Regions from separate parts of the Mus musculus genome. Here region 2 is linked to region 1. A link is a loop called in an ENCODE intact Hi-C map of the cell type or tissue named here. Cell type or tissue: left cerebral cortex. All regions are shown on one strand.

Region 1 (4,000 bases):
ATAAGAAGATAAAGCGGTATAAGAATATGTTCTAGTGGCGTGTGGGGAAGGGGATGTCTCGGTGGGCCCATGCCAAGTCATCCCTTCCCCCCTGAGGAACCAGACACATGACGGTATAGCATGGAATACAGTTTATTTAGGGCACGGGGAGAGGAGTTAAGAGAGCAGTAGAGACAGAGAAAGGCAGAGAGAGGGAGAGAGTAGAGAAGTAGAACCCGGTCATGGCCACGTGGAGAGAGGGGAGAAGGGAATGGGGAGAAAGGGGGAGCAAGGGAGCAAGGAGCAAGATTATGAGAGTAGGAGAGGCAAAAAAGCGAGAGAGAGAGAGAGAGAGAGAGAGAGAGAGAGAGGGGGGGGCAAACAGCCCCCCTTTTTATATTGGGCCTGGCATACATGGCTATTGCCAGGTAACTGTGGGGAGGTAACTGTGGGGGTGGAGTCCTGACAGAATACTAACACACATTATTTATACCTGCTTTGGAAAATTCAGGTGAAACAAGTTTTATGTCTGCAAAGACCTAAGGTGTGGACTTCAGGGAAAGGAAAGCGTCAGCGTCCACACCACATCAGACATCTAGACAAAAGGGCTGTGGAGCAGCATACGCGAAGTGGAATATGGAGGAGGGGTTGGGTCTCTGCTCATACTAACAACGTAGGTTAAGGGTGAGACACACCCTCCGCTCATTTCAGGCATATTCCTAATAATTTTCTCCTTGTTTCTCTTCCTCTAGAAATAAAATTGACAGGACTTTTAAAATGTCTAACAAAGTACGTCTTAACAAAATGGGCAAGTTACTCCTCTTATTGACACTAAAAACTGTCTAAAGAATATGACTACAAACTCAAGATCAGAGCTGGGAGTAGCAGCCCACTGTACGCCAGCCCTGAAGAGGTTGTAAAAAGACTGACGTGAGTTCGAGGCTAGCATGTACTACATAATGCGTTCTAGGATGCTCTGTGCTATAGTTAGACTCTGTCTGGGGGAAAAGATCAAATAAATAGGAACCTAAGGAGTTTCTGAGAATACTAACTACAGGTTTGAGATCAATTCTTGACATGTCATTATATATACATAGCTTTGCAATTTAATGCGTTTTGTTTTGATGGGTAAAAATAAGATTCATATCACGACGGAAAACACTGCACAGCCCCTGAAAACCCAATATGCCGATCTACATTTATGGGAAAACCCGCCTGAAAAATGTGTCCATCTCTTGACACCTCTCTACAGCTGAGGCCCCATCTCAGGAGGAGCATACTTGAGCCAAGCTTGGTCAAACCTCACAGCATCTGATCAAGTGTATTGCCCTTGGTGCCTGGTAACCGGATACTGCAGCCAAGACAACCAACTCCGTTTTTCAATTGCAGTCCTCCTGTGAGCACCGCATGACATTCTCAACCAGCTGGTTGTCCTCTCATTTGAATAAAAGTAAAAATAGCAAACAAAGAGGGGAAGGAAAAGTGACAAGCTGAAACCTGTAAAGAGGGTGGGGGGAAAGAAGGACAGACAAGGTACAGAAAATTTGCTACAGAATGAGAAGGGGGTGGGGACCGATGTGCCCATACTGCCATCTAGTGGCCATGCCACGTGAGCCCCGCCAAAACGCTCCGAGAGCGATTTTTTTTTTTTTTTTGACTTAATAGAGAAAAGGAAATTTTGTCAAGTGGAAAGAAGACTGTTTTGAGCACCAATAAGTCCTGTCATTTGCCACCAGACTGTGTGAGGAACGGTGAAAAAACCTCATCTTGCCTGCTTGAGGCTTTGGTAGACGAGACCCTCTTTTCAATTTTTTACTTCCCAACACCACAGGGTTTTCGTATTTGTGTCATAATAATAATAAAGTTAGGGTTCTTCAGTTAGGGTTAAGTTCCAGATAAACAACTAATGATTACTTCACTGTAAGCAAGCCACATGTCTTGCAGAGAGTATACCAATATAAACAAAAAATAATTGTTGATTTGAGGTTTTGGTTTGAGGTCAAATACCTAATCAAAAATTAATTATGATGTTTCTGTTAGGACTAAAAGAAGCGGTGAGAAAAATATTAATGTTATCATTTTTGTTACTGTGACAATACTTCAGATATTGAATGATTATTTAAAAAGTAATATCTTAAGTGTGAGATTAAATTCTTAATTGATCTTTTCTACTGAATTCACATTTGTTCTGGAACACATATCTCTGAACTAAAAGTTGGTGGTAGGTAGATGAGATTTGAAAATCTCAGACATTCAAATATGCTCCCAACTAATAGCATGCATTGATTAGAAACCCATATAAATGTATTCCATTATCTGACTGTTACTAGCTCTGAGCTTATCTGTAGGTGAACACAGTAGTACAAAATGTACTTACCAAGGAAGCCTGCCCCATAAGGACAGCCTGACTTTCCATGGAAACCACTGTCTAAAAAGACCTAAGTGTCTAACGACTTCATTCTTTACTGTTAACACTTTGACTACATCACCAAGTCTTGTATTCAAGTGATTGGCTTTTTATAAAGTCGTTCTAATTTCACTTCATTTTATTTTGGTGAAGGTAAGGTTTAAGTGTCTCACTGAACAAGGTTAAAGCATTCAGCTGCATGGAGATTGGGTGGGTAGAACGATCTATATTGAAGACAGCCTATTCATCTGATGGATGGAGCAAAATCTTCCAGAAGTGTGTGTGTGTGTGTGTGTGTGTGTGTGTGTGTGTGTGTGTGTGTGTACACTTTGGATTTTTTCGCCTTGTGTCAGTCATCAATAAAAATTAAAGGGTTTCTTAATATGTGAGACAACAATGTCATTTAGTGCTAAAAATCACAATGGTAGGTCAAGGAGCACTTACCTGTAAGTTAGTAACTGACTGTATTCACTATCCTTTATCTGTCACCAAATAGAGCGGTTTTCCAGTTCCATTATTCCCTATAGGATCAGCAGTAAGACCATGAGTCATCTCAGCCCCCATTGTCACACCTCTCTGAATAGCCAATACACGAATGTCTCTTCATTGCTAATTAACACTAGGAGAAAAGTTTCCCATGGCTTAATTTTAATCATCCAAGTGGGTTACAATCTAATCAGTTGTTAAAAAGGAAAATAAAACTAAACCAAAGCTAGAAGTACTTAGTGATAGGAAGCAAATCACCGTGAAAGTCCTGCAGTAAGCTATACTCAATGTATGGCAAGTTTATTCAGTTGTTACAGCATCATTTGACATAGATAATGATGGCATTCACATGTAGTCCTGCCACAGGGAAACAGAAACAGGAGGATAGCCGGGGCTTGCTAGCCAACTATCATTGCTAAGTTAGCAATACCTAGGTTCAGTGAGAAACCATATCTCTAGAAATAAGATAAAGGAGTAGAAAGATGGCTCAATGTGTGAAGGTCCTTCCCACCCAACACTGATACTCTGGATTCAGTTCCCTTGTCCCATATTTTATGAAGAGAACTGACTCAAAGGCTGTCTTCTGATATCCACACATGGACTGTAGCTTTTGAGTCAGTTCTAACCTAAAATAAATAAGGAAATTAGCTATAGAAGAAAACATCTGACTTTAACCTTAAGTGGACACACATATGCCCACACATACAGTTCTCTCTCTCTCCCTCTCTCTCTCTCTCTCTCCCCCTCTCTCTCTCTCTCTCCCCCCTCTCTCTCTCTCTCTCCCTCTCCCCCCCCTCTCTCTCTCTCTCTCTCTCTCTCTCTCTCTCTCAATTCTCAAATATATCTGAAAAGGCAAAAAAATCCAGAATAGTGAAAACAATTCTTAACAATAAAAGAACAGCTGGGGGAATCACCATCCCTGACCTCAAGCTTTACTACAGAGCAATACTAATAAAAACTGCATGGTATTGGTGCAGAGACAGACACTTTGATCAATGGAATAGAATTGAAGACTCAGAAATAAAACCATACACTTACTGTCACTTGATCTTTGACAAAGATGCCAAAAATGAACAATGGAAAACAGAAAGCATCTTCAATAAATGGTGCTGTTCTAACTGGCTGTCT
Region 2 (4,000 bases), 480 kb after region 1:
CCACGCAAACTGATATAGTGATCACCAGCCATGTGTAGCTATTTAAATTTAAGTCTAAATTAGTTGACATATGAATATAGAATTATTAAAATTAAGCAGAATGCAGAAATGAATTCCTAATTTGAATTTCCTCCTGCTTAAGTGCTCAGACGCTACATATCATTAGTGCCTGACATGATGCTAATACAGGTACAAAATATTTTAATTTCCATGGAATGTCTTTTGGAAAGGAGCTACTCCATACTTTCTTGCTACACTATATTCCTCCCTAAATCCCTGCATAAAAAGAAAGAGTACTGCTTTATAATACCGTTCACCTTGTAGGTAACTGTCGCAAGACCTCTTGGTTATATTGATCAAGTTGCTGCTGATTAGCAAGGTTTACTTATACTTTATAAGATCAGTGAGACAACTTCACATTGACTCTCAAGAGTCCCTTCTTTCCCCTTCTCCCATGTTTGAATTGAGACTCTTCTGTCATTACAAAGAGATCACGAACACAGAGCACACTCCAGGAGAACTGACCCGCATTCTCCTTTTACACTATATCCCTAGGCCATCCCCACCACAGTGGCAATAGAATAAAATAGAATTAGGTCATTCATTCAGGTCTCACAGATATCCCCATTCATGAAGTCATCCATTCTACAAATAGTCACAGAAAACAGCTATATCCCTAGCCATGTGCTAGCCACCAAAGGCACTGCAGTGGAGGAAATGGATATGCTTTGGTGCTTACACTCTAGTGGAAAACAATGAGCACATGTACAAGACAAAAGTACCAAATGATGAAGCCAGAGCCCTGACGTCGTCTCCTGAGTTAAAATTTTGGAGCAAACGACAGAGTGATGCTTGAAAGATAAGATCACTTTTAGATTATATAAGAAAAGGAAGAATGGCAGAAATGTGATTGCAAACAGTACTAACACCATAGTTCAAAGCTTTGAAACTTAAAAGAACAAAAGCAGAATTAGAAAGCTCACTTATTGCGGTAGAGCAGGGATGGGCAGAGATCCAAGTAAGGCCACTGTGTCACCACCTGATCCGAATGTTTTAAAGTGGCTGTGATTGTACAGAATTCACAGAAGTGGGGTGAGAATGGATCCACGGCGAACATTCCTGGGGTTCTCTGTAGAACTGAGCTTTGGGAAACAAGCTGGAGTAAAGCTGAAAGGTAGAGAATGAACCTTAGGGCGGGATAGCTGTATGTTTACTGCAGGGGAGGACTGGAAAAGAGAGGGGAGTTTTTTAAAATGACTCCCAGGATTCTGGTTTTAAGGATCTTTTGGATGTTAACCTGCAAACACTGGGGGAATGTGGCTTTGGGGAAAACCAGGCTGTAAAGTTAGCTTGGAGACTAGCTGAATTAAGAGTGCCTATGAAATGCTAAACAGGGTACACAGACTAGGCAGCATAGATCTGTGGGTCATTATTTATTATTATTATTATTATTATTATTATTATTATTATTATTATGTTATCGGTGACAATAAAGTCATGGGGTCGATGAAATCATCCCTGAGAGAGAATGTGGTGAAAGGAAATGAGTACAGCTAATATAGACACACACATACACACACGCATACACACACACACATGCACACGCACGCATGGGGGTAGAGAGAGAGAGAGAGAGACCTTCATGGTATCTACAGCATGATAAACAAACACCCCATTCGTAATCACCCAGGATTCAGTCTCATCTATTGAATATCTTCGGTTGGCAAAGGTTCCCTTTCCAGATTTCCTGCAGGTTTTCACACGTCTAGATCTTCATTCCTACCACTGGAATAGAGCAGTGAGCTAGAGATCCCCTGGCTCTGAGCCAACAGACAGGCTCGCACCATTCCTTACCACACACTGCCATCTGCTGGCCTTCACCCAAGAGAGGAACTCCTAGCTCCTCTTTATGTTATTTAGACCTTTTAGGTTGTCTCCTAAGAAAACTAAGCAGTTGTCACTATTTTATTTTTTGTGATCTCATCAACTTCCCTGTGATTCATAGAGAAAAATCAAGTTATACAGTAAAATTCATCCATTTCTCTGATCCTTTATTCAAATATTGTTTATGTAAATGTCAAAACATATAGGCACCTTTAATACAGGGAAGAAATTGAAATAATTGTTGCCATAAATTATAATAGACATGCTTCTATAACATCACAATGCTTCTTATTTAGTTTATGAAATTCAGTCAACTTTGAATTAGAGTCTTTTTCCTAGACATAAACCAAATTTTATACCAAAATTATTTTTATGGTTGATAAAGCAAAACTTCATGGTTTCCATGTCAGTCACAAACTTCTGAACACAGCTCCAACCTTAAAAAGCAGCATAAAGTAAACTTCATGTAAAACTAAGTAATAAACAATATAAAAGTATACTTTCTGTCCATTTCTGTATCTCCTCACTTGCAGATATGTGTAAATTTACAAAAGAAAAAAAAAAAAAAAAGACTGGAGAGATGGCTCAGAAGAGCACTGGCTGCTCTTCCGCGGCAACCACATGGTGGCTCACAACCATCTGTAGTGAGATCTGATGCCCTCTTCTGGTGTGTCTGAAGACAGCAACCGTGTACTTAGACATAATAATAAATAAATCTTTTTAAAAATTGCAAAAAGAAAGAAATAAAGAAAGGGAGGGAGGAAGGAAGGAAGGAAGGAAGGAAGGAAGGAAGGAAGGAAGGAAGGAAGAAAGAAAGAAAGAAAGAAAGAAAGAAAGAAAGAAAGAAAGGAAGAAAGAAAGAGAGAAAGAGAGATGAGAGAGAAAGAAAGAAAGAAAGAAAGAAAGAAAGAAAGAAAGAAAGAAAGAAAGAAAGAAAGAAAGAAAGGAAGGAAGGAAGGGAGGGAGGGAGAGAGGAAGGAAGGAAGGAAGGAAGGAAGGAAGGAAGAAGGAAGGAAGGAAGGAAGGAAGGAAGGAAGAAAGAAAGAAAGAAAGAAAGAAAGAAAGAAAGAAAGAAAGAAAGAAGGTTCAAACTTTCAAGGATCAACTGAAATGCACATAAGGCTATTATGTAACTCTACTTAATTCAAACAATTTCAGTTTGGGCTAAATATCAATAAAGAAATACAATAAAATGGATTAAGATTTAGAATTCAATGATGTCATCATCACTTATTATAACTCTAAAATTTTTGAAAGATAAGAATTTGAACACTCCTCTGTCACATGAGTATTATATATATCATTCAGTTGTCATAGGAGAAGATAAAAGACCAAAGTCAATCATCAAATGACTTAAATGATACAGCAAAACCAAAGAACCAATGTAAAATCCTATCGCTCTTAATTACCGAAGTCCCCTACAGTACTGTCGCTTATACAAACATCGCTACGCATTATAATTTGGTCTTTCATCAAAAGCTACACAGAATGTTCACATCTGTCAGTGCTTACTTCGGGCCCTCACTATAAATTGTGTAATCATTGAATGAATCATTGATGAATAAATATGGAGGATGCTGGGCTCTGCAGCAGTAAGCGATGAGTTAAATAAAACAATGACTGCCCTTGCAGCAGCTTGAAGCCCCGACACAGCCGCTGCGTAAATCAAGTGAGACAGAGATGGGAAAGTGCTCAGAAAGTCATAAATCATACAAGGAAAGCGTCACTGGCCTCATACTAAAGAAGAGTTAGAACACAAACATTGCCGCAGAGAACGGCTCCAGCATCAACAAACACGGATGCGGGTCTAACCAGGGGCATGAAATTAATTAGATGAAATATACAGCAAAGTTGGAAAGTGTGCGGCCACTGAGATGACAGGTCTCGGCTCTGATACTTCTCACCAATTTTTTGACCTGAGGATTCGACGTGAAGCAGTTGGGTGAAACCTCTTACCCTAGTGTGTGTGTGTGTGTGTGTGTGTGTGTGTGTGTGTGTGTGTGTTGCTGTTCTGTGATTTCCTCTGTCTTGCTTCCCCAGAATAATACAGAATAGCAACCAAATGAACAACAGAAAGCCAGGTTGCCAGCAATGCCCCCTCTAAACTCAGGTCTGG

Evidence for each region. Hi-C counts contacts between places; a loop is a spot of excess contacts. Peaks named below come from ENCODE experiments on the same cell type or tissue, not always from the same donor. Only the 100,000 strongest peaks of a DNase experiment are listed, where the experiment ranks them.
Region 2: a loop joins it to region 1, with 3 times the contacts of the local background. A loop is called at or near these places in 11 of 42 quality-filtered maps.

What each region holds. Positions count from the first base shown.
Region 1 is chr16:54,982,539-54,986,538 of GRCm38, forward strand. No RefSeq gene overlaps it. Among named protein-coding and RNA genes, the nearest start is that of Gm22977, 12 kb to the left of the region's middle. In left cerebral cortex, a CTCF peak has its summit at 1,587 (motif pointing left); a DNase peak (open chromatin) is centred at 1,455; H3K4me3 peaks cover 441 bases; H3K27ac peaks cover 488 bases.
Region 2 is chr16:55,467,423-55,471,422 of GRCm38, forward strand. All of the region lies in intron 2 of Gm45968 (a long non-coding RNA gene), which reads right to left. Among named protein-coding and RNA genes, the nearest start is that of Mir5118, 25 kb to the right of the region's middle. In left cerebral cortex, CTCF peaks have their summits at 1,878 (motif pointing left) and 2,532 (motif pointing left); a DNase peak (open chromatin) is centred at 1,837.